2 separate regions of the Homo sapiens genome follow, and region 2 is linked to region 1. A link is an interaction called in ENCODE POLR2A ChIA-PET data of the cell type or tissue named here. Cell type or tissue: Panc1. All regions are shown on one strand.

The links. ChIA-PET counts read pairs that join two places held together with the same protein. Peaks named below come from ENCODE experiments on the same cell type or tissue, not always from the same donor. Only the 100,000 strongest peaks of a DNase experiment are listed, where the experiment ranks them.
Region 2: POLR2A ChIA-PET joins it to region 1 with 12 read pairs; 2 of 35 experiments call an interaction of 5 or more read pairs at or near these places.

What each region holds. Positions count from the first base shown.
Region 1 is chr18:23,729,809-23,732,308 of GRCh38, forward strand. The region is part of intron 2 of LAMA3 (laminin subunit alpha 3); the gene reads left to right. Among named protein-coding and RNA genes, the nearest start is that of LAMA3, 42 kb to the left of the region's middle. In Panc1, no CTCF peak of the experiment used is centred here; no DNase peak of the experiment used is centred here.
Region 2 is chr18:23,573,250-23,575,749 of GRCh38, forward strand. NPC1 (NPC intracellular cholesterol transporter 1) reads right to left here. Exons shown (of 25, transcript NM_000271.5): 2 at 203-325. Among named protein-coding and RNA genes, the nearest start is that of NPC1, 12 kb to the right of the region's middle. RefSeq lists an enhancer at 836-1,130. In Panc1, no CTCF peak of the experiment used is centred here; a DNase peak (open chromatin) is centred at 982.

The sequences.
Region 1 (2,500 bases):
AGACCCGGGATTTGCTCCCCCAAGTCTGGCACCAGAGCCAGCCTTAGGCGCTGTGTGATGGCAATGTACGTGACGCTCCCGTCCTGTCTGTGCTGGGCTTAGCTGGAATGCTCATGGCCCGTGTGGGTGTTTGGTCATAATTGCTGTCCCTCTCGCAGGATGCTGTCATGATGTTGTTCATCACTGCCCACTGTGTTCCCCTGCAAAGATCCATTTGGACAATCCCTTTAGTCCCGGAATAGTTGTGCTTCTTTAGGACATTAAAAAACGAAATAAAACAAAAATGTATGGACCCTGGGATTAAGTTTCCCTCTTTTTGCTGGCTACTAGAAGCATAGGGGCAAATGTATGGCTCCACCATGCAGGTGGACACAGCTTCATGGCCTGCATTATTTTGTGTGCAAACCTCATTACAGGTTCCAACATTTCATCCCTATCTGTAATTTTGCTTTTACTCCTTTTTTTTGTTTTTGATTTTTGGTGATTTCACATTGCCATTTTCTTTCCATCCTTATACACTGCCCTCAATCTCCTCCCCAGTCTTTTTTTCTTTTTCTTTCTTTTTTTTTTTTTTTTTTGAGACGGAGTCTCGCTCTGTTATCCAGGCTGGAGTGCAATGTGCAATCTTGGCTCACTGCAACCTCTGCCTCCCGGGCTCAAGCGATTCTCCTGATTCAGCCTCCTGAGTAGCCGGGATTACAGGCACCCACCATCACGCCCAGCTAATTTTTGTATTTTTGTAGAGATGGAGTTTCACCATGTTGGCCAGGCTGGTCTTGAACTCCTAACCTCAGGTGATCCGCCTGCCTCGGCCTCCCAAAGTGCTGGGATTACAGGCATGAACCACCGTGCCCAGGCTTCACTCTTTTTTTCTTAAACAAAATGGGATGTAGATGAATACAAGCAATATATTGATGAAACAGTGAAATATAATTGCTGTTTTCATTTCAGTGATACATTTTTTCTTACTTAGAATACGCTGTCCGGGCATATTTTACCTTTATGATTATTCTAAGCCTGAAAAATTTGTATATTCATACAGAAGTATTTCTTGTTTTACATTGTTAAATATTTCTGAGTCATGTTGAGAAGTATAGTGCAATTCTGCGGAAGACTCTGAAACTTTATGAGCTTACCAAGGCTTATTTCTTGGGTTTTTTCTAAGTGGATTGTTACAGAGAAGCTCAACAGCAAGCAGAATGACTGAACATCAAAGGCTGTCTGAAGACGGTGCCAGGTTATAATTTTCCTTTTACAACCCCTAATGGACAAAGAACCTGCTTTTACTCAGCTGTTGCCTTTTAAAATTGATTTGGTTGTTTTCCCCTTGAGCAAATATATCCTTTAATTATAAGACCTCATGAGCTATTGTACTACTTCATTCCCAGAGAATTTTTTCTTTTGCTCTTAAATGTTTCCAGTGACAGTGGGATAATAATATGTGTGTTGCTAGCTAAGAGTGGGATTCTAAATATACAGGGATTCATCCTAAGCATCTAGAACATGACATATAATGTCTTGAGGCATTCTTTTAAAACACCCCTCCCACCCACATTGTACTTCTTCCTAGTCATTTTTTCTCTTCTTGTTAAGATTTATTGCTTCTTTGGAGGACAGCTGGGGACTAAAGTGTGCTCTACAGTGAAATTCTTTGCTCAATGTATTATCTTGTGGCAGATAGACCTGCACAAATATACTGTACTTTGTACTATCTACCTGAAGACACTTACTTTGCCCCACAAACTGGTGTGCAGTCATGGCATGAAGAAGACATACACTTCACAGGCAGGAAAACAGGGCCAGCTTTCCAGGGAGATGGTCTGGCAGCTGTTGGCATGGTGTAATTTCAGGAGGTAAGAGTAGGTTTCCCATGAGCCTGGAATTCCTTTAGCTGAGGATAAAGCTTTTAAAAGGCTCATGTCTTTAAAGATGGCAACAACAGCCACTGGGGACTACTAGAGGAGGGAGGGAGGGGAAAGGGTTGGGAAACTACTGGGTACCATGCTCACTACCTGGATGATGGGATCTGTTGTACCCTAGACCTCAGCATCACGCAATATACCCATGTAACAAACCTACACATGCACTTCCTGGATCTAAAGTAAAAGTTGAAATTATAAAAAATAAAATAAAAGGCTAATGGCTTTAGGAGAGGTAAGACATTGACTTCAGAGTCACATGAGATCAGCTTTCCTTAGGAGAAAGGGCAGCCCTGGCAATGTGATTCTGATGGAACAAGGGTGTGTATTATGGGCTGAACCAGTGCTTCCCAAACCTTAGTGTGCATCTGGATCATTTATTAAAATGATGATTCTGATTCACAAGGTGTGGCTGTGCCGGTAGATCCTGCATTTCTAAGATGCCCCTTGATGAGGTCAAGGTTGCTGGTCTGTGGGCCACATTCTGAGCAGCCAGGGGCTAGAAGGGCTCAGAGGGAAGAGAGGAGCTGAGGCAAAGGCTGGGGCTAGTAGTAGGATGGGCAGCAGGGAAGAGGCGAGAG
Region 2 (2,500 bases), 160 kb before region 1:
GCCCCTGAAAAATTAAGCCTTTGGAGTTACGGTGTTCTTTCTCTGCACTGTATGCCACAGGTTAGAGTTTGAGAGTCCGGGATAAGACTTAAGCCTGTTAGTCTCATCTCCACCTCCACCCTGCAATAACATTTAAGGAATAATTACAGAGGATCTTGTGATCAGCATTTTGTGTTCCCAGTGCCTAAGATAATGAACTTACCTGCACTAAGTCATATCCATCCTTTGGCAATGGTTTTGGTGGGCCAGAATATTCGCAATTGTACCTCTTGTCCCCATATGCAATTCCACACTCTCCATACCAAACACAGGACTGTGAAAACACCTACAGAAAGTCAACACAAACTTCAGTGTTACCAGGGTCTCAATGGTAAATTTCAACAAGAAGTGCCCACTCAAGTACAATCACAGAAACTTCCAATGCTACCTGCAAAATTAAGTAACAGCAACAGGCACTTAACATTTTGAAAAATATTAATTAAAGCAGACCAAATGCCTATTTGTCAAGTCAGTGAAGTAGGTAATGGAAATTGCTTATTTACATAATTTCTATTTCCTGCTTATTTGTTGATAAGAGGAAGCTATAGTTCCATGTAAGAAATACTCAATCACAGTAGAGAGAAAAGCAAGATAGTGACTTAGCAATTACTAAAGCACTATTTTTGCACATCTGCACCAGGAACTATATAAGCTCTAAGTAATGAAAGAATATTTCCATATGTATTTAGGTTAATTAATATCAATACATCATGAGTAACATGAAGAACAAAACAACAAAACCACAAACATCAACACCCCAATGTAAAGAGCGAGAATGAACTTCCTGTCCTTGAGGCTGAAGTAGAAAGCAAAGAATGTGCTAACTTTAAGGAAAAACACCGAGGCAATCTCAAAAGAAAATTTTAAAACCTCTTATGTAAAGATTTCTCAAAAACCACTCACATTTCCCATGTGAGAGTCACAAGGTTGTCAGAAAATTCAGCGGAGGGGAGGGGTCAGTGTGAATCATCAGGTCAGTGCCTTGCTCTGAAGGCTGCTGCCCAAAACGCACCTGATCCTCTGCCTCACAATGGACTCAGAAAGCCACAGAGGGCCCAGCTTGCCAGGGCCCCGGGCCTGCAATCGTCTGTTCTACAGGGAAACAGAAGATATCAAGAAGCAGCCATGGCTCCCAAGAACCCTGATGGGAAAGCCATAAAAAAAAAACAAATCTGAACAGAAGTCACAACATGAAATTCTCTCCAGTGACAGTGGCACATGACCTGCACACAGGCAAGAAGCTAAGTCAGTCTGTGTTGGTCCTTCAGTATCAAAATACAAATCCCACAACAGTCCCTGAAGCCCAAAAACATGAGAAAAAGTCAGCAGGAGATTGGGATTTGTATGTGTGGGGAAATCCAAGGCATCAATATCACTTTTCTCTGAATTCATTTTTCAGATGTTCTAAAATAAAAATTAGGACTTAACTCCTCTTGACTCTTTGAAAGTCATGTTTAGGCCACAAAGGAGGGAAATTATACAAATAAGGAAGTGACAACAAGCCTTCAACAAAGCCACATATGAACCCTGTGCCAAGATTCCACCACTATTTTTATATAAAGAGAATCCCAATTGTTATTCCCATAAACCCGGTGATTCTAAGGAAAAAAGAAACGTATTGCAACTCTGGGTTTCCAACTAATGGAAAAAAGTCCTAATGAGTAAAAGTCATTATCCATCTAACTAAAGTTTGAAAAGGCAAAAGCTGACTACAGAGGCAGAGGAAACTGCTGAAGTTCACATGAAATTTTAAATACAAAGAACTCTTCCCTAGACCTCGCAGAACTCTCCAGGGATTGGCCTGTCTCTGCCTCAGGGGCACTCTGGCTGGTTACCCACAGGAGCAGGAGTGACAAGAGACAGATGTGCAGTCAACACACTGCAGCTCTGGCCTGACAAACAGGACGGGTGTCTGGAGTCTAAAATCCCCTTACTCAGCACTTGGTACTATAGATGTGAATAAAGATGGCCCACTGCTGTTTAGGTTCCTTTTCACAAAGATCATTCGTTACTTATTTCAAAGCAAGTGCTATTTCCACCCACTTGGTGGAAGAGGGGTGGGTGAGAAGGCGGCACGGAGTGGGATCGAGTCCTGGGTTCTGATCCCAAGAGCTCCTGAGGCTCAGTGTGCTTGTTGAGCTGGATTGCACCTGGGATCACACCTGGAGCAGGTTACGTAACCACGTAGGAGTTTTCCTACCTGGGAAATGAAGCTCATAAGCTCTGCCTACCTCACAGGTTCCTGTGAAGATCAAATAAGGGCCTATCTGTACATATATAGTAAGTACTCAGTAAACTACAGAGCACCACGCAATCAAATATAAGGAATTATTATTAATGTCTTCTACCTGCTTGAGACCTCGGCAAAGAGGTTCCAAAGACTTAAAAAATTAACACCTGAGCCCAGGAAATTTGGGCTTGAATCAACATTCAGGTTTGCTTCTCAAAAGGTCATCTTCTA